2 separate regions of the Homo sapiens genome follow, and region 1 is linked to region 2. A link is an interaction called in ENCODE POLR2A ChIA-PET data of the cell type or tissue named here. Cell type or tissue: A673. All regions are shown on one strand. Each heading gives the region's core, and the rest is flanking DNA. Links, peaks and the distances in the headings are about the cores only.

The links. ChIA-PET counts read pairs that join two places held together with the same protein. Peaks named below come from ENCODE experiments on the same cell type or tissue, not always from the same donor. Only the 100,000 strongest peaks of a DNase experiment are listed, where the experiment ranks them.
Region 1: POLR2A ChIA-PET joins it to region 2 with 5 read pairs; 3 of 35 experiments call an interaction of 5 or more read pairs at or near these places.

Annotation. Positions count from the first base shown.
Region 1 is chr2:203,556,778-203,569,855 of GRCh38, reverse strand. No RefSeq gene overlaps it. Among named protein-coding and RNA genes, the nearest start is that of RAPH1, 28 kb to the right of the region's middle. In A673, for the core only: no CTCF peak of the experiment used is centred there; no DNase peak of the experiment used is centred there; H3K27ac peaks cover 418 bases.
Region 2 is chr2:203,685,075-203,698,152 of GRCh38, reverse strand. No RefSeq gene overlaps it. Among named protein-coding and RNA genes, the nearest start is that of CD28, 15 kb to the left of the region's middle. In A673, for the core only: no CTCF peak of the experiment used is centred there; no DNase peak of the experiment used is centred there.

The DNA.
Region 1 (13,078 bases), core at 2,150-10,149, 130 kb after region 2:
TCTTTGTGAGGGGGACGAGGGAATAAAAGAGAAGGGGATTAGAAAGTGAAACTAAGAAAAAGTAGACAGCGGCCAGTAGAGAGGGGCTCACGCCTGTAATCCCAGCAGTTTGGGAGGCCAAAGTGGGTGAATCACCTGAGGTCAGGAGTTTGAGACCAGCCTGGCCAACATGGTGAAACCCCATCTCTACTAAAAATACAAAAATTGGCCAGGCGTGGTACCGCGCACCTGTAATCCCAACTACTAGCAGGGGCTGAGGCAGAAGAATCGCTCGAACCTGGGAGGCGGAGGTTTCAGTGAGCCGAGAAGGTGCCAGTGCACTCCAGCTTGCATTCATTATGATAACCTATTTCCTCTTGCTCCTCCAACTTTGTCCCCACTCCACTTTCAACTTTTAATGAGTCCTCTCCTTGGGCAAGACAGTCCTTTATTAAACAAGACTGAAAAGCATCTGGTAGCATCATCAATGCTACAGTAAGAAGGTATCTCTTTTCTTGGTCAATAGCTACCTTTATCTGGACCAGATGCACACAGATCAGATAATACTACCAATAATCAGACCAATACAGTTTGTGAACAAAATGGACAAAACCAGAGATAACTAACTGGGACCTGTTGTTTACTATCTTTTTTTTTTTTTTAGGGTTGGCCTTGAGTACAGATTTAGAGAAAGGTAATTGAACACCAAGCACTAACGTGCTTCTTAACCTAGGTTTTCTAATCTAATCTTAGCCTAGGTTTTGAATCACCATTCACTGCTTACTATTTTAACCATCGTTTTAATTGTATAACAACATCTATGTCTGAAGCCGTGATTCTTAACAAATTATTTTCCCATGTACACAGAATATAGATATATATATAGTTATTGGTAATAGAAAACATGGTACAAGATAATTTGCATTCTTTAAAATAGCAATTGGTTTGTCCCAAGGCTTCAGTGGTATCATGTGAAAAGTTCATAAATCTTCAAGTCCTAGTCCTCTATTTATTCTGTGTTTGACCATGAACACATCATTTCTCCTGGTCTGTAAAGTTTCATAATAACGCATACCTCACAGAGTTGTTTGGAAACAGAAGGTGATAACATGTGGGTAACTGCTTTGAAAACTATAGAGCTCTGCACAAATATAAGGTACCATTACTATTTGAAGAAGCGGAATTATAGGAGTTAGATAAATTTGGGTTCCAATCCTGGTTCCACCACTTTAGAGCTGTGTGACATTAAGCAGTTATATTATCCAAATTTTCTTCATTCGTTATAGAGATAATAATGTATCTCACAGGTATGTTGTGAGGTTAAAACAAGAAAATGTTCCTGGAATATTGCCTGGAACATGGTAGGTGCTCAGTAAATGTTAGCTCCCTTTCCTTTCCCTGCTGCAGTTTTAAATGCCTGTATTTTCCTTAAATCAGAATAACTTCCACCATTCTTTGTTGCCCAAGGATAGCCAAAATGAGGCATGACAATAAAATGAAACAACAAAGCAACAAGTCAACAATATGTTAAATATGATATAAGCAATATGATAAATCATGGTATTTTCCCATCCAGTCATACTCTCTAATTTTACTGGAACCATCAACAGCAAATTGCATCAAATGCCAAATAAACAGCCAAGGAGACAGCAAGAGGCAACCACAACAAGGTAAACCAACTTGGAAAATTACCATAAAAAATATGAGGGATAACCCTGGAAACATCCTTATTTATACTCAAAAGATAATTGCTAATTGCTTAAGCAAACAAGTTATGTTCAATTAGATTCTTGAAATTCTACCAGACAAATGGTTTTGGCTTCCTAAGACCTTGTGATGCCCTGAGCTCACACTTTGTGATGCACAAAGCCATTGTGCAATTTATCTGGGATTGCTTTTTACCACAAATAGTCCAAAAAATGCATAATATTGCATACTCTGCCACTAAGCTCTATTGTGTGTTATTTCCTAATTAAGGATGCAGACAGGCTGTGCAGTAATGATGATTGATGTCTGCTGCATGTCTTAGTGAGGAGCAAGGTGAGAACGAGCATTAGCTCCAGCCCATAGGAGAAAGGAGTGATTGCTATTGCTCACTGCACTGCAAATCACATCTTCCTGGAATTACAGAAGAGGCACTTAGGAATAGAGAATGATCTTGCATAAAATTGCAGTTTTGCTCATCCTGAGGAACAAGCCTATGAAGAACTGTTTTCCATTAATTTCAGTATGTAAATTAATGACAATGTAATTCTTATTTCATTTCAGTTGGGTCATCAGAATACCAACAATAATAATCATGGTTTATTTTTGACTTACTGACATGGACTTCTTTTCATCTCCTGTGTTTTAGACTTACCTTTGTGTCTTGAGATTTGTCGGTCTTTTAGTCTGTACTTAACACCTGCCAGCTTGAAACCAGCTATTTTAATGGTAATGGTAATAACTGTCCTTGAAATAATGAGAAACAGTCAATGACCAAAAAGCAAGTTCAACAGTCAAGCACTGGATCTTGGCCTACTCCCACCATCCTGTGGCTTGATCTCTCAGTAACTCACTTCTTTCCTCAAAAATGAAACATGTTAATTACCACCAATTAACAAATGCCAAGCACAGGTAATACATGCAACTGCACCAGATATCATGTCGATTTCACAGCATAGGGAAGGTTTGCCAACAGAGACTGTTCCTGTTACTTCCCCAAGAAGCACAAAAAGGGGTCTTTGCTTAGAAGGAGATCTGTATTCTATCCAAAGCTAATCTTATAAAGAGACTGTCTAAAAAGTGTGGCTTCTTATTTATGCTCTCTGACTTATCCAACTAAGAAATAAAAAGTGGCTGGGCGTGGTGGCTCACGCCTGTAATCCCTGCACTTTGGGAGGCCGAGGCAGGCAGATCACGAGGTCAGGAGATCGAGACCATCCTGGCTAACACGGTGAAACCCCGTCTCTACTGAAAACACACAAAAAACTAGCCGGGCGTGGTGGCGGGCGCCTGTAGTCCCAGCTATTGGGGAGGCTGAGGCAGGAGAATGGCGTGAACCCGGGAGGCGGAGCTTGCAGTGAGCCGAGATCGCGCCACTGCACTCCAGCCTGGGCGACAGAGTGAGACTCCATCTCAAAAAAAAAAAAAAAAAAGAAAAGAAAGCAGAAGTGGGATGAACAGAAGAGCTCATTTATAGAGAGAGAGAGGAATAGAAAAAAAAATGTGAGTACATGTGTTGGATGTTTTTATGGACTGAAAACGTCTGGAAGGATATAAAAAGAGGTCTTTGCACATCTTCATCTACTTATATTATTTGCCTTGTTCACTTATTATTTTTTTTAATCTGAAAAAAGCTGGGGCAGCTTGGGTCTACAGTTCTCCAAGCTCTGCAAATCTGTTTTACCCTATTGCTGCTTTGATTAAGAACAAAAACTCTGTTCCAATACGAATTCTGTACTTGTTTGTTTTCTCCCATGGAGCACACTGGTGAACGGACAGAGGCAATAGGCCTGGCTTCTTTCTGATCATGACGTGAAGTGTCAGAAAAGGTGTTTAATTTACATTTTGCCTAATGATTTTCATAAATCAGAACGAACACAGTATCTGGATTTCTTAAGGAGGCTAGCTGGTTTTTTAAGGGCCAGGGATGGTGGTTGGATAAACTGGCTCTACCATTGGAAGGGGTCCTGAGTGAATCAGAATCAGCCTCTGGTAAACTCAATGCTCCCTTTAAAGGGCAATTTTGTTCCACTCTGAAAAGAAAGGAGAGAGGAAATCAGGGATGTAGAGCCCCATAGAGCAGATAAAATTGAGGCATTTTGGGCTATTTCATGCTCAAAGAACAGAGTGTCATTAAAGGGTAGGTTCACAGATATGTTTTTAAAAATTTAAAAGCTGAGTACAAGCCAGGCTAGGTGGGGCTCAAAGTGAAGCAAATCTAACTGCAGGGATTTTGCTCCTTGATCAGGAACCACCAATCACCTGAGGCAACCCAAGACTAGGCACAGAGCTGAGTAGGAGTTAGAGAGTTGCTTTGGGAGCAGGCCTTCAAGCATTCTCCCTTTGCAGAGACAAAAATGTCAGGACAGCAAGACTCATTGTTACACTTGCCCAGTTTACCTCACTGTGCCTGCTCTTCCTTAGTAGAGATGTGGAAATTTGGAGTGGAACAATATCCTCATTCTACCAATGTGTAAAGACAGGCTGGGTAAGGGGAGTGATTTGCTCAAAGTCACACAACTAGCTATTAGTAGAGTGGTAATTAGAGTTTTGATGCCCTTAGTCTCCTGGCCAACTCTTTCTACTGTATCAGTGGCCTCCTGTGCTTAGGTCTCCTAACGTTTCCCAAAATGAATGAATTGCTTATTCCTAAGGTGCTAACAGCAGACAATGGTCCAATGTTGCATTTCATCCAGAGGCTCCTGCATTTTAATCTGCCACTCCTGAAATAAAATATTTTACTTCAAAGGAGTGAATATCAAATGATGAGAAGTCTAGAGTAGCACATCTGTCTGTTACCACAGCTTCCTTATATTTCTTTGCCTGCATCCACTGAGGTTACACAGCCAGCAGTGATGTTAACAAATCTGTACTTAATTGAGTTGGAGGGCTGATGGCATGAGTTTCCACAAGCAGCTCCAGACTTCAAGGTTGCACAAATTATGTGTGATTTTGTAACTAGTGGAGTTTCCAACTGGTGCCAGTATTCTTTTTCTGAGTCAGTTTTATTACTTGGAAAATACATAAAAGAAGTATTTTTGTTTTGACAGATATAATTTTAAATTCAGATGTTTAGAAAAATGTCTCAAAAAACAACTGCAAACAGATACAAAATTATAGCTAGATAGGACAAATAAGTTCTAGTGTTCTATACCACTGTAGAATGACTATAGTTAACAATAATACATTAATAGTTTCAAATAGCCAGAAGGAGGATATTGGATGTTCCCTACACAAAGAAATTATAAATATTTGAGATGATAGATTCACTAATTACCCTGATCCAATCACTAAACATTATACATAGGAAAACATCACTATGTACCCCCATGAGTACGTACGATTATTGTCAATTTAAAAATTAAATTTAAAAAACTGCAGACAAAAAACAGACATTGCATATTAGCATTCTCAAGCAGAACAGGGAAAAGCTATTTTTTTCAATAAAGGATTTATTTACACATGGAGAAGAATGACTACATATTGACATTGTTTTTTGCTATAATTAGAATCATATACACAAAAAGTGGTTGACTCTAGATGTCAGACAAAAGCAAACTTAAAGCACTTCTCTTTCATCTGTACAATAAGAAATGATGCCTTAGAGTAACATGTTATAAATATGCAATCCTCATCATTCTGAACTGGCAAAAATTATCCAAGATTCTTCATCTGTAGAAAAATGATCTCTAAGGCTCTCGAGCTCACAGGCTTCTCTTTCTTCCATGGGAAGGGGAAAAAGAGTTTGCCAATTAGCTAATTGCAATGAATCAGTGGCAATATGACTTTTACCTTGGGCAATTCTTTTCTATTTTGCCATGTTAATAAAGTCCCTGGACTTAAATGAAAACCCAGTGGTTTAATTTGTACCTTAAGAAATAGGAACAAGATTTTTCCCTTATAACAAGCCATTTATCTCAGAAGGCAGGATATCTGAGAAACTTCCAGATCTTTTTATGCTGTTTTTATAGCTTCCATTGTGTTAAAATGTATTGACTAATGATTCAAATAGAGTAGTGTCACAGAATAGATCCCCTTGTAGATCATGTGGTGTTCAAGAAACATAGAAAATCATTTTTGGTAAGAATATTGCCTTCCCAAAGCAATATGTGAATTCCACTCCCATAGAAAAGCAGAACCATTAATGCAGAAGGTTACATTCTTTTGACCATTTCTGTCTTTTCCTTCCTATCATGCTTGACTTTCTTTTTTGTTTGTTTGTTTGTTTGTTTTAGATGGAATCTCGCTCTGTCACCCAGGGTGGAGTACAGTGGTATATTCTCACCTCACTGCAGCCTCTGCCTCCTGGTTCCTGTGATTCTCCTGCCTCAGCCTCTCAAGTAACTGGGATTACAGGCACGTGCCACCACGCCTGGCTAATTTTTGTATTTCTAGTAGAGACAGGGTTTCACCACTTTGGCCAAGCTGGTCTCAAAATCCTGACCTCAAGTGATCTGCCTGCCTTGGCCTCCCAAAGTGCTGAGATTACAGGTGTGAGCCACTGCTTCTGGCCGGCCTTCAAAATAAGTATTGAAGAGCGTTAGTTTGTTTATATACTTCCCACACAATTAAATGCATAGCCTAGGTGGAAGGAAACTTATTACCATCCCAAATTTTGGATTGCAAATATAATTATAATGCTAATTTGGTGGAGGGGAGAATAAACTTAATAATGCCCTATAGCTTCTGCGATGGTTTGAATACAGTTTGTCCCCGCCAAAACTCATGTTGAGGCTATCTGCCCTGATTACCTTGAGGGCAATAGGGATTCAATGAATGGTTTTAAAATCCAAACTTCTTACCATGCCACACAAGAGTTTTCTTTGGCCACTCCCTACTTTTCATGTAATACTATACCTAAGTAATAACAAACCCTTATCATTTTGCTATATACCAGGCACTATTCTAGGCAATCTAAACACTTGTATGTATCAGGTGTATTACTCCTCACAACAATCCTATAAGGCAGGTTCTATCATCATTCCTATTTTACAGATGGAGAAACTAAGGCAAAAAGAGATTCAGTATCTTGCCCTACGTCACATAGCAGCAGTCAGAATTCAAACTTAGGTGGTCTGGCTTTGAGATCATGATCTTAACTACTATGTTATGCTGCCAAACAGAGCTACTTAAGAGCTCCTGGAAGATGCTGTGCTTCATGTATCCTCTGGCTTACACACACACACACACACACACACACACACACACACACACACACACACTGTCTCTCTCTCCTTCCTTATGTGCTTAGGTAACTCCTACTCATCCTTCATCTTTATACAGAAACCAACTCTTCTGGGAAGCCTTTCTGACCACTCCCCCACCCCAACCCAAGGTTGGTGCCTCTCCCAGGGCTCCGAGAGTCCCATGCATGCCCCTGTCACAGCCATGGTTGGTCATTGGTTAACTTGCCCATCTAACTTTCTAAACCTAAAGGCTCTCAAGGTAAGGACTGTGTCTTGGTATGATGTCTCTCCAATACTTCACACAGTGCCTGGCATATGGTAGGGGGTGGGTGGTAGGGCATGGTAATTGCTGAATAAATACAAGAAGAGTGTTAAAATGGCATCAGTAGACAGGCTGGCTTGAGGCTGAGTTGTCTAGATACTGGCCTAAGACTCTTTAAATTCTCCCAGCCCTGCCAAAGAATTGTTCCCAAATATAAACATAGGGCTGAGCCTACAAGTGAGGGCTTCGAGATCCCAGCTGTTGGAGCTAAAAACAGGAGATCGCAGAGAGCCAGGAGGAGACTAAAGCATTAGCCCTGATGGGAGCCTGAACAGATCTTATAAAGTGGATTAGGCTATAAGAACAAATGAAAGCAGATAAGCAGGAAGGAGAGCAAAGGATTAGAGAGAATGTTATTCTGGGAGGTTAGAATCAAGGGAGGAGTGTGGGAATTTGATATAGGAGCTTGATCTAAATTTAAACTAGATAGTTTAAGGTTCCCAACCCCACACAACTGATTTGGAAAATGCAACCAACCCAGATAGTAGTCATGGTGCATTTAGAGTAAGCCTTTTTGTGTGATTTGGAATGTGCTCTGCTAACTTGTAACTATTCAATTCTTGTAGGTCTGGGCAGACCTGGTATTTTCTGTTTCTTTGCCACTCTAGAGAGAGTTGGAGTCAACATGGCAAAACATAAAACCCCTGTTCTAGTTGAAATTCCATTAGCAACCCTTGGGTATGCTTTCTGGATGAAGATTGATCTTAGGTTATAATCACTCCATTCACTAACTCTCTTAATAGGATGCCTGAGGTCAGGTGCAGTAGCTCATGCCTGTAATTCCAGCACCTTGGGAGGCTGAGGTGAGAGGATTGCTTGAGCCCAGAAGTTCAAGACCAGCCCAGGCAACAAAATGAGACCCCATCTCTACAAAAAATGTTTAAAAATTTTAAATTAGCTGGGCATGGTGGCATGTACCGGTAGTCCCAGCTACTCAGGAGGCTGAGGCTGGAGGATTGCTTGACCCCAAGAAGTTGAGGCTGCAGTGAGCCAGGGTTGTGCCACTGCACTCCAGCCTGGGCAACAAAGCAAAACTCTGCCTCAAAAAAAAAAAATTATTAAAAAAAGATAATACATAAAAAGCACTTAAAATAGGCCAGGCAAGGTGGCTCACGCCTGTAATCCCAGCACTTTGGGAAGCCAAGGTGGGCGGATCACGAGGTCAGGAGTTTGAGACCAACCTGACCAACATGGTGAAACCCCATCTCTACTAAAAATACAAAAATTAGCCTGGAGTGGTGGCTTGTGCCTGTAATCCCAGCTACTATGGAGGCTGAGGCAGAAGAATCGCTTGAACCTGGGAGGCGGAGGTTGCAGTGAGCTGAGATCACACCACTGCACTCCAGCCAGGGTGACAGAGTGATACTCTGTCTCAAAAAAATAAATAAAGTCCAGCAGAACATCTTATTGGAAATTTTTAGTAAATGACAATAATAAGGGTACTTGTATTGCTGGGGTACCACTAGCTGCTGTAACTAAGAAACTTCTATTGTCTTACAGCTATTACACATCTTGGAGGCTATTTTGCCCCAAAATAGGTTGGCAGGCAGCTTTCTTCCAGATGGTGATTTGGGGACCCAGGGTCTATGCATCTGGGGCTCCACTTCTCTAAAGCCCCATCATCATGTGCCTCCAGTCAGATGAAGGAGAAGGAAGAGGAGATGGCAGAGGATAGAAAAGGAATATCTGCTTCTTAAAAGTCTTGGCCCAGAAGCGACATTGGTCACTCTTGCTCACTTTCCATTATCTAAAACTATGGCATGGCCACACCTAGGTTCAAGGGAGGCCAGGAAATCTAGACCCTGACTCAGGAGTCATGTTCCAGCAATAGCTATAACCATAAGAGGGAAAGGTTTTGGGGGGACAGCTGGCCGTCTCTGCCACAGAACTTGAAAATAATGTCTAAAAACATGTTTAATATTAATTTCAGACTTCTCAACAAATCAAATTGGCATTCTCTTCAGTAAATGTACTGCGATTGGCAATATCCTACAAAGGTACTTTAGAATTATCTCTTCTTTTTTTTTTGAGACAGAGTTTTGCTCTTTCGCCCAGTCTGGAGTGCAGTGGCGCGATCTCGGCTCACTGCAACCCCCGCCTTCCGGTTTCAAGTGATTCTCCTTCCTCAGCCTCCCGAGTAGCTGGGATTACCGGCACCCACCACCATGCCCGGCTAATTTTTGTATTTTTAGTAGAGACGGGGTTTCACCATGTTGGCCAGGCTGGTCTCGAACTCCTGACCTCGTGATCCACGCGCCTCTGCCTCCCAAAGTGTTGGGATTACAGGCTTGAGCCACGGCGCCCGGCTAGAATTATCTTTTCTTACAATTTTTTCCTTATACTTCTGTCATGTCCTTCATTTCCACATAGCGTACTTTTAAATGTGATTTAAAATGATTCAAGGATCACACAACTCTTTTCTAAACACTAATATATATGAAGCATTCAATAGTGACAAAAATGGCCTCCAATACTTTTTTCTAGCTATAAAAATGTGTCATTTCATACTGTGCTCACAGCATATGTTGAATGTGCACAAGGAAAAATAATGTCAGCCAAATTTCTATTTAATTGATACAGAATATTCACTTATTTAAATGTCTGCCTTTGGCTTTCACATCAAATTTATAATGCAGTAATTTTTGGATAAAAGATACACTTTAAAATATGAAAAAAAATCATTTGCTCAAGGATTAAAATGGAAAATAAAAACTCCTGAGTCGGCATTGAAGGTGAGTTCCTAAGAAGTAAAAGTAAATGGAGTTAGGGCATCACAAATGTGAGGAGAGAGGATAGGACTTCCACTTCCTCCTATTTGAGAAAGAGATTGAGTCAACAATTTGGGTGAATCATCTGAATTTGCTTATTTTATAGGTTTCTGTCATTAAGTGATATGTGTATGTGCATTTGTATTGTCATCATTATTATTTTAGTTAGCAGAAATAGCAATTAAGGCTGGGCACAGTGGCACATAACTGTAATCCTTACCCTTTGGGAGGCTGAGGCAGGAGGATCACTTCAGCCCAGGAGTTTGAAACCAGCCTGGGCAACAGAGTGAGACCCCGTCTCTACACAAAATTGAAAAATTAGCTGGATGTGGCTGTGTGTGCCTGTTGTCCCAGCTATTTGGGTGGCTGAGGTGGGAAGATCACTTGAGCCTGGGAGGCCAAAGCTGCAGTGAGCCATGATTGCGCCACTGTACTCCAGCCTGGGCAACAGAGCGAGACCTTGTCTCAAAACAAACAAACGACAACAACAACAACAACAAAAAGAAATAGCAATAACAATGATGAAATAGTAGCTTACTATGTAAACCTGGACCAGTTCTATTTGGAATGAAACTGCTTTTTAGTGAAGTCGTGATTTAAACTTCGCTAAAGTTTAAATCACAACTTTGCTACATAGTAAGTAATAATAATAATAAATAATAGCTTTTCTACATAATAAGAAGTGTGCATTGTGCAAGTGAAAAGCAATATTCTTGAGTAGAATAAATGACATTTGCCTTTAGAGTCCCCATCTCCCCTCTCCCCATTTTTTTTTCTTTTTTTTTTAAGAAGGAGTCTCACTCTGTTGCCCAGGCTGGAATGCTGTGGTGTGGTCTCAGTCCACTGAAACCTCTGCCTCCTGGATTCAAGCGATTCTCATGCCTCAGCCTCCTGAGAAGCTGGGACTACAGGTGCATACCACCACACCTGGCTAATTTTTTGTATTTTTGGTAGAGGCGGGGTTTCACTATGTTGGCCAGGCTGGTCTCAAACTCCTCACCTCAGGTGATCCGCCCGCCTTGGCCTCCCTATCATCTGCCCTTTTAATAAAACTCATTCCAGTCTTCCTGTTCTATGTAGACCTCTCTTCACCTCATCATCCACTTCAAGGAGTCATAGCTTCTGCCAAATCAGTCACTTAGGCTTGTTAATTAATTGGCCTATCACTGTGGTATGAATGAGCATCAGTCAAGATACTTCTTCAATGAGGCATTTGTCTTTTATCTCTAATTGTCAATGAAAAGAGCTGTCAAGGAAAGGAATTTCAGCATAATCAAGCAGGTAAAGAGATCTTTGTGGGGACAGGGAGACTCTGGCATGGCCTATGTGTACTCGGAATGAAGAATTAATTATTTTCCTGTATGATAAATGTGTCAGGGTCTCCACAACTAAATCCTTGTTCCTGGCCTTGAAAGAACCATGACTTTAGACTGAGGATTCCTCTGACAGGTGGAGGACAAGCCTTCTCAACCAAATTACCCAATCTCCCTGAGAAAATGGTCACTTCTGTGCAGCTCCCATTTAGGCTTGAAGATAAGGCCTCCCTTTCAGTCATGTTTCTGATCAGATTTCTGGCTGGAGCCAACCATTTGGTCAATAGCTGAACACTGGCTGAAGAGCTCTTTGGGAAACCCATTGAAAGAACCAAGTCTGAAATAGAGTAAGGTCTTTTTAACAACAAAATGACTTTGCATGGGTGTAAAGCCAACCAACTAGGTCAGACTTTCTAGGAATGAACTTCAGTAGAATTTAAACTTTGTTAGAGACAATTCACACCTCAGTCTCTATCCAGTGGATCAAGCTCTTTCTGGATGAAGCTCTATGTAACCTAGTAAATCAGAGCTTTCTTTGGGTGGGCCTGGAAGTTTGATATCAAGAATAACCAGCCTGTAATCCCAGCACTTTGGGAGCTGGAGGCAGGAAAATTGCTTGAGGCCAGGAGTTTGAGACCAACTTAGATAACATAGCGAGACCTTGTCTCTACAAAAAATAAAACATTAGCTGGGCATAGTGGCACATGCCTGTAGTCCCAGCTACTTGGGAGGCTGAGGCAGGAGGATCACTTGAGAGTTAAAAGTTGCAGTCAGTTATGATCATGCCACCTGCACTTCAGCCTGGGTGATGAGTAAGACACTGTCTCAAAAAAAAAAAAAAAAAAGAATAACCAAAGTCAGGGGAGTAGTCATCTATCCAAGATTGAGCCCAGGCAGTCATCAGGGTCCCTCTGTATCCTAGACCTTCTCTCTACCCACACCTACACAGGCTGTGTCCTCACTTCTCAATCCTAACTTTACCCCTTCCTTTTATTTTATTTATTTACTTATTTTTCAGACAGAGTCTCACTCTGTAGCCCAGGCTGGAGTGCAGTGGCACGATCTCGGCTCACTGCAACCTCTGCCTCCCAGGTTTAAGTGATTCTTCTGCCTCAGCCTCCCGAGAAGCTGGAACTACAGGCGCCTGCCACCACGCCCGGCTAATTTTTGTATTTTTAGTAAAGACAGGGTTTCACCACGTTGGCCAGGATGGTCTCGATCTTTTGACCTTGTGATCCGCCCGCCTCAGCCTCCCAAAATGCTGGGATTACAGGCATGAGCCACTGCGCCCAACCTACCTCTTCCCTTTTTTTCCCCAGGATTCCCAAATACAGATAATGGATTTCCAGAATATTTTCTTTTATTCCAGTTAGAAATAGAATTTAATTACATATTCAGATGACAAGTCTTATTTTGCTACATTTTATACCTCCTATATACTTTTTTTTTTTGAGACAGAATCTCACTCTGTTACCTAGGCTGGAGTGCAGTGGTGCAATCTCAGCTCACTGCAACCTCTGCCTCCCAGGTTTAAGCAATTCTGCTGCCTCAGCCTCCCAAGTAGCTGGGATTACAGGTGTGTACCACCACACCCGGCTAGTTTTTGTATTTTCAGTAGAAACAGCGTTTCACCATGTCGGCCCGGCTGGTCTCAGACTCCTGACCTCAAGTGATCTGCCCACCTTGGCCTCCCAAAGTGCTGGGATTATAGGCGTGAGCCACCACGCCCAGCCTCTCCTGTACACTTTCTACTTTTTAATAAGAAAGGCTTTAAACATCTTTAAATGTGATTCATTTTCTTCACTA
Region 2 (13,078 bases), core at 1,913-9,912:
CAGTGGGGTGTTAAAGTCTCCCACTATTACTGTGTGGGAATATAAGTCTCTTTGTAGGTCTCTAAGAGCTTGTTTTATGAATCTGGGTGCTCCTGTTTTCAGGGCACATATATTTAGGATAGTTAGCTCTTCTTGTTGCATCGATCACTTTACCATTATGTAATGCCCTTATTTGTCTTTTTTGATCTTTGTTGGTTTAAAGTCTGTTTTATCACAGACTAGGATTGCAATTCCTGCTTTTTTTTGCTTTCCATTTGCTTGGTAAATACTCCTCCATCCCTTTATTTTGAGCCTATGTGTCTTTGCATGTGAGATGGGTCTCCTGAATACAGCACACCGATGGATCTTGACTCTTTATCCAGTTTTCCAGTCTGTGTCTTTTAAGTGGGGCATTAGCCCATTTACGTTTAAGGTTAATACTGTTATGTGTGAATTTGATCCTGTCATCATGATGCTAGCTGGTTATTCTGCATATTAGTTAATGCAGTTTCTTCATGGTGACTTTATATTTTGGTGTGTTTTTGCAGTGGCTGGTACCAGTTTTTCCTTTCCATATTTAGTGCTTCTTTCAGGAGCTCTTGTAAGGCAGGCCTGGTAGTGACAAAATCCCTCAGCATTTGCTTGTTAAACAGACATTTTTCAAAACAAGACATACAAGTGGCTAACAAACATATGAAAAAATGCTCAATATTGCTGATCATCAGAGAAATGCAAATTAAAACCACAGTGAGATACCATCTTACACTAGTCAGAATGGCTATTAATAAACAGTCTAAAAACAGCCAATAATCATGAGGAGAAAAGAGAATGCCTGTATACCACTGGTGGGAATGTAAATTAGTACAGCCTTTATGGAAAATAGTATGGAGATTTCTCAAAGAACTAAAAATAGAACTAGCATTCAATCCAGCACTCCCACAACTGGGTATATACCCAAAGGGAAAGAAATCATTACGTCAAAAAGATACCTGCCCTCGTATGTTTAGCACAGCACTATTCACAGTGGCAAAGATATGGAATCAACACAAGAGTCCATCAACAGAGGATTGAATAAAGAATATGGGCTATAGCTATACATTGGAGGTATATATATATATATACACACACACACACACACACACACACGTACAAAAGGTGTATAATGTATACACACACACACATACACATACGCATACACACATACCATGGAATAATACAGAGCCAAAAAAATAATGAAATCATTTGCAGCAATGCATACACACATACCATGGAATAATACAGAGCCAAAAAAATAATGAAATCATTTGCAGCAACATGGATGGAACTGGAGGTCATTATCCTTAGTGAAATAACTCATAAACAGAAAGTCAAACACACATGTTCTCACTTAAAAGAGGAAGCTAAACAATGTACACGTGGACATACAGAGTGAAATAATAGACATTAGAGACACCAAAAGGTGGGAGGTGGGAGGCAGGTGAGGGTTGAAAAGTTACCTATGGGGTACAATGCTCACTATTTGGGTGGTGGGTACACTAAAAGCCCAGACTTCACCACCATGCAATATATGCATGTAAGAAACCTGTATGTGGCCGGGCACAGTGGCTCATGCCTGTAATCCCAGCACTTTGGGAGGCTGAGGCAGGCAGATCACCTGAGGTCGGGAGTTCTAGACCAGCCTGACCAACATGGAGAAACACCATCTCTACTAAAAATACAAAATTAGCCAAGCGTGGTGGCACATGCCTGTAATCCCAGCTACTAGGGAGGCTGAGGCAGGAGAATCACTTGAACCTGGGAGGCGGAGGTTGTGGTGAGCCGAGATTGCGCCATTGCATTCCAGCCTGGGCAACAAGAGTGAAACTCCATCTCAAAAAAAAAAAAGAAACCTGTATTTGTTTCTCCTAAGTATATATTTTTTTTAATTTTAAGAGTTATGAGGACAAAAACATAAGGGTATTCATTACCTTTCAGTTGCAAGACATCTAACATGGTGTATCTCTTTAGAGCTTAAATGGAGTCACTTAGGAAACCGTGGAGTGGCCCAAACGGCTCTGGGAAGTCATAATTAACTGTGCTTCATAGAAGTGCACCTGTATTTTTCTGGAGAAATTCCAGATTTGTTAAATCCACATAAGCCCTTGATATTCAAGGACATATGCATCACGATGAAACAAACAACTTTAATCAATCAATGAGCAGATTGAAGTCCCGACCACATTGCTTGTTAGAGAAAAATATAATACAGGTGACCAAATTCTATAGGCTGTTTGAAACGTAACAGGAACTAAGGCTGAAAATAAGATCCTGTGAGGGAGTTGAGTGAGGAATGAATCTCAGGGCCTTCACCACTTATTGCTCTCTGGTCAGGATTTTTATCTCCAATCCGAGTAAATTGCCCTCATTCTTCCAGGATCAAAGTAAACAGAACCTCTTCAAAGATACTGTCTCCAGCCACCATTGGCTACACACACACACACACACACTCCCCACTTCTGACCCATCTAAACCAGGTCTCCCTGCTATAATCTCCATTGCACTCTTTATACAGCGCACTGGGAATGCCAAGAAGAAAAAGTAACTACAGATGTGTTCGTGCCATTAAGTGTTTAATGTCTATGTCCTCCAGTAGACTATAAACATGATGAGGGTGAATCCATGTCTCTCTCATTTCCAGCTGTATCCCCTGTGTCTAGCTCATAGTAAGGGCTCAATAAGGCATTTACTGAAGGAATGAAACACTCCACCATTGCTCTCTGACCTCCAATCAATATGCCTGCAATTGTGAACCTTTTTCTCTCTGGTACTCTGGCCATGGTAATCTTCTCATCCCTGGTTTCCCAAGGATATAATACTAGATATAGTGTTGCTGAAAATAGCATTTTGCCACTAGCTAGGACATATATATTCCTGTCTGTTCTCTACCCTATATTTCTGTCTGAGCTGTGCTCAATGATACAGAAGACTCAAAGACCTAACACCTTCACAACTCATTTCTCCTACAGCCAAGGCCAGAGTCATGCCTAGCCACTCAGCATCTCCCTCCTCTTTCCCCTGGGGCCTCTGTGGTTCCCATCTAGACCTTGAGAGATGAGGAGCTCCCTGCACAGAATGCATACCCATACTCAGTTTACCATCTAGAATGCAGAACAGGAAAGGTAACTGACTTGGGAATTCCAGTAGCTAACACACAGATTTGAAGTCCCACAGATTTAGGGATCAAATGTAGTTGGACCACTTTCTAGTTATATAATAATCTCATAAAGTCACAGCCTCAATTCCTCATGTGTAAAATAGGGATGACAATACCTCACTCAATATATTGTCCATATCTCACACAAAGTGTAAATCTCCCCTTGCTTTTAAGACACAAAGAAAGTTTGATGAATCTCCATTTCACACTTACTGTAGGGGCTCAATAAATCTTTGTTGGAACAGCCAGAATGGATCCTTGAATATAGGTTCAATATATTTATGTGGATTGATTTTACTCTACAGCATGAATGCCACCAGAACCCGATTTTTACATTAGCATAGTATTCCTCCTTGATGTACAATCCTTTAATAACATATACCAGTATAAACTGCAAAGTATCATTGAAGAGTCTTTAAGAATTATTGTGGTCAAGCTGGTCAGTGAGAAGCCCCATGGCTCTCTCTTGTACACAGCAAGCCTACCAGGATAATATCTTCTTTGATCTAAATTCCAGCTAGAAATTTGCCTTTCATTTCAGTTTCTAATCTTCCCCCAAAGCTCTGCCTTACAGAGATTCGAATTGTCACATGGTGATTGTGGGGAAATAATGAAGCCTGAGACTTTCTGTTTGAGCTGTGTGGTATTATTCCAGCTGTTGCTACGAAAAACTTTGTCAAAAAAAAATAGACAAAGATGAAGTTAAGAAAGTCATGCATATTATCACAAATCAGCAGGACCGAAGCCTGAAAAAAAAAAAAAAACACTATGCTAAGCCTCAGAGAAAGAAAAATCAGAAATAATGGCCATATTGATTGACTAATCCCACTGAATAAACAAATATTGCAAAAAGACATATTTGCAGGAAAAATCCAAGAGGCTTTATCAAGGATTACATGAAAAATAAGGTGTTACATGAAAAATGTGGTTAAAAGTAGCTTAAAACAATTACTTAAAAACCTTTTGATCACTTAGACAGACAGGCCTATTACTACAAGTTATAAAAGCAACAGCTATCATTTATTAGAGGCATCCTGCCCCCAAGTACTGTGCTAAGCATTATGCATGCATTATCTCATTTAATCCTGATAACAACATAGGGAGTTGGTACTACTATTATCTCCATTTTACAGACAAGCAAATCTAATCCTATAAAACTTAAGTAATTTGTCCACAATGATACAGCAAGTAGAAAAGAAGAGATTTGAACTCAACTTTGACTCAAAAAATGGAACTCTAGATTTGAGTATCATGTGAAAGATAGACACGGTCCTGACAAACTAGCAGCTTGATCATGTGATTGATAGATAGTACAGAGGTTAAGAGCAAGGTTTTTACAGAGAAATGTACCTTCTGAATAAACAAATCTGACCTTCAGCCACCAACTTTATAAAGATTCAGCTAGAAGTCTATGTGTGACTTGCAAAGTCTTCCTTTACTCCAGGATATGATGCGGTTCTTATTATTTCCCTGCTGACTTTATATTCACGTAGATCCAGACAATAGAAGATGCAAAACTTGTGTAGTTGTGACATCATCTGGAGAAATTGATCCTGACCAGACCATGAATTTGTGTACTGTCAGCAAGAGAGATACATCATGAACCCAGGCAGTGCTGATCTGAGCTTCAGGACACCTCCATGACAAAAGGCCCACTCACTTGATCATCTGAAAAAAAGCAGAGAGGGAATGACAGATATAAAAAAAGTCAATTGCGGCCAGCGCAGCGGCTCACTCCTATAATCCCAGCACTTTGGGAGACCGAGGTGGGAGGATCACGAGGTCAGGAGATCGAGACTATCCTGGCTAACATGGTGAAATGCCGTCTCTACTAAAAAATACATAAAATTAGCCAGGCATGGTGGCGGGCACCTATAGTCCCAGCTACTTCGGAGGCTGAGGCAGGAGAATGGTGTGAACCTGGGAGGCAGAGCTTGCAGTGAGCCAAGATCACGCCACTGCATTCCAGCCTGGGCGACAGAGCGAGACTCCGTCTCAAAAAAAAAAAAAAAAAAAAAAAGTCAATTGCCATCATTAAAGGTGGGGGGATACTATCACCAATCATATTCCATCTAAATTATCATGACAGGGTAAACTTATAAGTCTCAGAACCCAAAGAGATTGGTATTAGGGAAATCTACACTTCTCAAAAATCCTGTGATTCTGAAGATCTAATGGTCTCACTGAGCCATGCTTTTTTTGGGTTCACTGAAGACCAGCTACCTGCCTTGTTGCTGACATTCCACAAAGGTATCAACAGTTCTGTGTTTGGCTGATTTTTTTTTATTTTTTTGAAGCCACTAGGACACTTGGATATTTTCTGGAAACAGGAATGTTCATTAAATATGACCAGGGTTGAGAGGGCAAGGTAAGGAATGTATTTCACTCCACATCTTGTATTGAACCTGATTTGACCCTCTCTGATTCCCTACTGTGCAATCAGTGGAATGGTAAGGAAGCAACCTCTGACCCCTTCAGGAACTGCAATCTTGTCCTAGCCTTGGGAAAACTGTCAGGCTTGGTTTTCCTCCTTTCGGAACAATTTTAAGGGCCTTCCTCCCCTAACATGTTGTTTAGTACAGCACCTCCAGGAAATAGAACTGTTAACTTCAACATTGCTCTCAGTGGTCTCTCATGTTACCAGGCCCCCATGGGAACCTTCTCATCCTCCCCCTCGCTGTATCTCCCTTCCCCCTACCCCTTCCCACCAGTTCCCACACTCACTAAATAAGGAAGGTCAATCTGAATACATCTGTCCACATCTCCGGAATGTCACAGAAGAGTAACAGCTGTTGACCTCTGTTCCGAACACATTATCCTGTTTGTCCCAAAAGTAGCTTGGGCGAGTTCCAGCTAATATATGCAATCTCTACTTCCTATGGGGAACTTAGGGCCAGCAGAGTATACTCCCCACACTTGCTTTTTGGCATTGGCATAAATACAACCTGTTTTCATGTACCAAATCCTATCATTACTATTAATAGTATTAATAATTATGATAACAATTATGGCCAAACTTTATCAAGCATTTGTTAGATGCTAGATATAGCACAAAGCTAAAAGCATCCCAGGTTTTTAAGCCTTAATTTTTCCTTTAAGTTTTAGAAAAAGCAGTAATTTTCTTTCTCCCTAAGTGACTATACTTCCATATCTTAATATATACACACACACAAAGCCTTTATTAACCTCTCATAGGTACAGGCGATAAAACTGAAGACTGTGTGCTTTCTCCTAGAAATATTGGAGGAAAAATAAAGGAACTTGGGGAGAAAAAAATACCTGAATCTGAGATGTTGCAAGATATCCAATAGTAAGGTAAAGAGCAAAAGTAAAGAGGCTACAGCCCAAGACAAGGTCCAAACAAATCTAATATTTGTCTGAGAATCCATCCAGAAACACCCATTAACACCGCAGTGCATATGATGTCATGTATACATTATCTTGAGGAAAATTCCAGGCTAAACTTGTTCTTACAGAATTTAGCTTCCATTATATTACAGATGGCTCAGATTTGGAATGACTGGTACTTGGCTCATCATTCTCTTCATTGAGGGGCCAGAATCAATAGTGGAAACACAAGGAAATCTCATCCCTTTCAGGAATCTAATCTAGGTTGACCTCTTGCACTGTTGTTCATTGTATGAAATTCACCCAGCTTTGCTATGTCAGATTGTTATAGAACTCTTCTGGAAAATTGGAATTGTGTAACTGGCCTCTAGGCAGAAAAAAATGAGAGTAGGAAGGCCTATAATGGCCTTGAAACTGCACTTGCTTACCTAAAAACCTGTGTTCAGTGACTATGACACAGCAGGTGTTGCTCTACACCATGATGCCAGGAGAGACTAAGGCAGTAAGAAGGCCCTAATTTGCCTGAAGAGGCTTCTCTGGCCAGAGGTGCTGAGTTGGAGGATAACGAAAACTGGCCAGATCAGCATGGCGAAGAGAGGGCCTTCCCTTCCAAGTAAAGTATACACTACTTGGAAAAGTTTTAAAGTGCATGGCTTGCTAAGGGAACCAACCACAAGGAGCTCAGTGTGGCTGGAACAGAAAGGACACTGAGGAAGGGCCCAGGAGGTGACAGGTAGTTGAGGCCAGTGACAAAGGACCTTTTATGCCTTGCTAAGCAGTTTGCTCTTCGTACTGAGAGCAATGAGGAACCCTCACGATATGGGTCAGCACACAGGTCTGGGTTGCCAGGACAGATCTAAGAGGCAGCAGCATATGAAAGCCAGGATTTCAAATAGGTTGAATCTCTTACAGCAGCTCCAACAGATTGAAATCAGCTGTCTGACTCACTGTGTTGAACAGGACTTCTGAAACTTCATATCAGTTCAATGGGAGCATAGGAAGGGGAGGAGGCGCATAGGAGATGGTACTCCTGGGACTCCCAGGTCAGGGTGAGAATAAAGCCATGAACCCAGATCAGATTGCAGGCAGCTCTTCCCCACCTGTCCCTTAAATCTTGGCATTTTTCCATTGTTGGAGTTCGAGGTGGCTAATAAATTACTCCTTCCTACTTGCTAATTCAGTTCTAAATCCTATAAGACAGACCAAGAAAGACAAAGGAGTCAGGCAGACAGAGAGGAAAATATCGCTGATAGAGGGCTACCCGAGAACGTGGCTGAGCCGTGCAGTCACAACAAGCACCCCAGAATTATTAGGCAGACCTACCCACCCATCACAGTTCTTGCCCAGAAACCACAGGTCCCACCTCCAGGGAGAGAGTCTTTACCACTAAGCTACCACATGGCCCAGAGCAGGACACTTGCTTTCTGCAGGGAGGCAGGTCCCCAAGGTGGGAGCAGGTGGCAGCAGGAGGCAGAGGGAGAAAGACTGAAGACATAAGCAGTAGAGGATAATTTGCAGGAGAAAAAAACGAGGCAATGAGAAATGGCCCTAGGACGCCAGATAATACTTTAGCATTCATTAAACAGGAGCAAGCTTCCTTTGAGACTATCACACTTGTCTAGGAAAACAGAAGTTATAGCAGTTATACATTAACTAGCGTTGATCAGGCACTTTTCAATTCACACATGTTATCTCACAGAACTACTGTATAGGAGTAATTATTATTATTCCATTTGATAGATGGAAAGATCTAGTAAGTAGCAGAAAAGGATTCAAACACAATCCTTCCAGTCTAAGATTGTAATCTTGGAAAAGCTGATGGATTCTTTGACTCTGGCTTCTTGCTCTTTGCGATTAAACCATCACTTCAGAATGAGCTTCCGCCAGACTGTGTGAATGAGTGAAAGGGGCATTATCAGAAACCATCGTTCGGTTTGTGTGGTGGAGGGTGGGAAGTGGAGGATGGGGGTGAGTGAATGGCCTCATTTGCCACCAGTGTATGTGTTCCCTTTTCTCTGCCACTTTGCCAACATCTGTTATTTTTTGACTTGTTAATAATAGCCATTTTGACTGATGTGAGATGGCATCTCATAGTGGTTTGATTTGCATTTCTCTGATGATTAGGGATGTTGAGGATTTTTTATATGCTTGTTTGCTGCATGTACGTCTTCTTTTGAGAAGTCTCTGTCCTTTGCCCAATTTGTAATGGGGTTGTTTCTTTTTTGCTTGTTGAATTATTTAAGTTCCTTATAGATTCTGGGCATTAGACCTTTGTCAGATGCAGTTTCTGAGTTTTTCTAGTTTTAAATTGTCTTGTGATACTAAGAAGAATTTTTATTTGATTAACTGGAGACAGACCCTGCTTGCAAGTTCAATTTCTAAAATACCTGAAGAAATGAACAAACATTTCTTCTTCCCTCTCTCTTTCCTCCCTTCAAGCTGCAGAAATAGAAGCATTTTAATTTCAGCAGAAGGGAGTGAAGGTGGAGTGTTTACTCTGGGTCCACCCTCAGACATTTGGGAAACAAGGCTAACTTCTCAGGGCTTGCTGGTGATGCTGTGTCTCTATTGAGAAATTCGGACTTCCTAAAAATAGCAACCATAAGGTGCTGAGCAATGAGGGGTGGCAGACAGGCTAGTGATTTGCATTCCGCTTGCAGATGTTGTCCCAGAGGACTCTGAGGCTACCGCCCAAGGGAATAGGGAGGGCTCTGGCTGGCTGAATGGACTTTCTCCAGGTCCTAGAGGTCAGAGTTTCGAGAAAATTATGTCCATTCTTTTCCCAGATCTCTACTTAGGGAAGGTTTATGGAAATGCACAATATGTACCCAAGATTGTGGGTTTGTTCTCGCAGATCTCTCTCTAAGCTCTCTAGATCTATTACTGTCTTTTTATTTCTCAGAAATTCAGTCTACAAGCTGGACAAAGTTATGTATGTGTTTCTGTGCAAGCATGAGGTTAAGTACTTATTGCCTTTTCCCTTTTTCTACTCAGTCAGTATGCAAAAAAAGTCTCATATGAAAGTGGATATGCGGGCATTTTGTCCCCAACATTCCTCTTACATCCACCTGGCAAGACTATGTCCAATAAGTCTGACAGCTCTTAACCTTTTTTGTGTCAGGGACCCCTTTGGTGGTCTGGAAGCCTAAAGACCCCTTCTCACAATCATGTTTTGAAATGCATAAAATAAAATACATTGGATTGCAAAGAAAACTGAAAGTTTTGAAATGTAGTTTTCAAATATTTTTTTAAAAACAAATGTTCATGATATAGTAATAAATATGCTTCATTAACATATTAAATCTAGCTATGGTATGATAACTACCATAATTTTTTTTTTTTGAGACAGAGTCTCGCTCTGTTGCCCAGGCTGGAGTACAGTGGCACAATCTCGGCTCACTGCAAGCTCCACCACCCAGGTTCATGCCATTCTCCTGCCTCAGCCTCCCAAGTAGCTGGGACAACAGGCCCCGCCACCACGCCGAGCTAATTTTTTGTATTTTTAGTAGAGACGGGGTATCACCATAGCCAGGATGGTCTCAATCTCCTGACCTCATGAGCCACCCGCCTCGGCCTCCCAAAGTGCTGGGATTACAGACGTGAGCCACCGCATCCAGCCGATAACTACCATAATTTTGAAGTAGTGGTAAGCATAAGTAATATTTTGAGATACTTGGAACAACTATAATGTGACATGAAAATATCTGTGATTCTATTGATGACAAAGTGACAAGTACTGCAAAAAATACTGTGGTTTGTTACTTAAATATATCATTGAAATGTTAAATTTCAGTTGGAGAGGATAATGAAAAGGAAGGTATAATTTTTTTCTCAACCAAGTTTACATTGGACACCTAGTTAAGAACCCCTGAATACATTAGTATATCCGGTTCCCATCAGCATCTCATCTACCCACACATGGATGGCACACACACATACACACTCACAAACACACACACGCACACTACTGCATTCCCTATGGTCTCAATACTGGAATCTGGCAGCATTTTAATGACAACCATAAAGGACACTTCCCAGATGGTTTATGCAGTGAAAGATCAAGGAGCAGAAAGGGCAAATAACATTGTAGACCTCAGTAGCAGAATTCTCTGTAGCCTCCAGTTCCAAATACTAGTTGGGTGTGGATGGCCGCTCCCAACCATGGTTTTCTCCTTTCCTCATGATACCTGGACCAGAATGATAAGCTCTGCAGTTTCACATGTACTTGTTTTACTCCCACATTTTAGATAAAGTCCAACATTCCATTCTACTTACTATTACTCAGCAAGGTAGAACATGTAGTATCTGAGATTACATGTGCAGTGGGAGGACCACACTCAAGCTCAGACCTCTTGCTGTGGATAATGATGTAAAGCTTCCTGAGCGCTCTGCAAACAGTCAACATCTACCATTTGATATACTGTCCTTGACAATAGATCCAAAAATCCTTAGAGGACTTCTGCCAGTTAGGACACACTCACCCCCTCACTCACTCTGCTATAGACTCATGGGCATTGTTCTCTAGCCTCTAAAACACCAATTTATTTTAGGCCTGAGGTCTTTAACATGAGTTTTTTTCCTCTAAAATGTTCTTCCCCTTTACTCATCCCAGGCCTTTTCCTTCCTCCTGACAGTTATTTCTCACCCCCTATGTACTTCCATTTCATCCTTACCTCAATATCTAGTTTATTTTTCATAACTGGCCACATAAAACATAATTATTTTATGTATTTTGTTTATTTGTCTGACTCTTCCATTAAAGGCTGAACTTTTTTTTTTTTTTTCTTGAGACAGAGTCTCACTCTGTTGCCCAGGTTGGAGTGCAGTGGCGCAATCTCAGCTCATTGCAACCTCTACCTCCTTGGTTCAAGTGATTCTCATGCCTCAGCCTCTCGAATATCTGGGATTACAGGAGTGTGCCACCACGCCTGGTTAATTTTTGTATTTTTCAGTAGAGATGGGGTTTCAGTATGTTGGCCAGGCTGGTCTCAAGCTCCTGGCCTTATGTGATCCACCCGCCTTGGCTTCCCAAAGTGTTGGGATTACAGGCACGAGCCATCGCACCCAGCCAAAGGCTGAGCTTCTTAAGGGCAAGAACCACGTCTGGTTTGTCCACCTGTGTACTCCAGCAGCAATACAATGCTTGGCACATAGCAGGCACTCAACAAAAATTTGGTAAGTGGATTAATCAATAGTGAGTATTCCCTCTTATAATAGGGGAATATTTTCTATAATATACAATGTACACTCTTGGCTCCTACATGAGAGCAGTCGTGGAAGGTAGTGAGCTGGGTGAAATATCGAATATTCAAAAGCATCTCTCTATTTTATGGACCAGAAGTGATATCTCATTTGGCCTAGTTTGTCTGTCACCTGTTGATCCAGCTGCCACAATTCACCCTACTTGTTGTGCCAGAATCTAACAACTGGGGTGGATAATTCTTATTCCAGGAAAGATGGTGATATGAAGCACAGAGCTGTTTAATCTCTGGAACCATGGAGTTTGGCACCTCAATGATGTTCCAATCCTGGCTGGCTAAGCACTCCTTCGGGCAAACTCTCTCATGTCAGTGTCATGGTACAAGTCAACTTTTGGGTGGTAGTCACCTTCCTGCAATTCACTTCCTTTGCAAGCCATTCATTCATCCAACAAGTGATTAATGAGAATTTTACTCAGTGATAGGCCCATTAGTATGGGCTGGGAAGACAAAGACAAAGCATTACCCTCAAGTGGCTCGTAACAGACAAGGAAACCAATGACAACTTGCACAAGGTGAGGTTCTACTTTCACATTGAGAGAAGCAGAGCACATTATCCTGGCTCATAAAGAACTACCTTTCTAAAATATCTATAAAACTATTTAAATGAACCAACCTGCTAAGCACACCCACAGATATGTTCATGTGTATGTGTAGATGTATGTATATATTCACATTTGCTGTCTCTCACAAGATCCTCAGAGTATCAAAGAGAAAATGAATCTCCCTCCCAGGGGCATATGAACCAGACTTTACCATTCAACGCAATTACTGTTGCTTTAAGAGAATGTCTGGAGCTGCTGCGCTGCCCAGCCCAGTAAGCACAATGGAACATTTTCCTTGAGATTACCTCACTCTTACTGACCCACACAGGAAATAATTATTTTGGTAGTCACCAGTAAACAGTGAAACACACTTACTTGAAAAATAAGCTCTTTTTGACCCTGCAAGACAGTGGCTTCACAAGTATGGCTGAACCTAGTTTCCATCCAAATTCAACAATTTTGTACGTAAATGGTGCCTTATTCTTGGATTGTGGGTTCCCAGATCCAGACCACACTTCAGAGTTCTGCCAAAATGTCACAGCAAACAGTGGTTTCCTTGTATTTCTGGCTAGAGAAGAATGTAGCATCAAAGAACTATCAGATTTCTTTCCCAAGATAGAATATGAAAATTCCACAGATGCCCTAGCAACACATTTAAACACTGTAGTCATGTCTGAGAAAGTGCTGCTGCTCTTTCAGACGTCAATCATTGGGTGTGCCGGAGAAATATGGCAATGTTTAAAGGAGTAAGTATC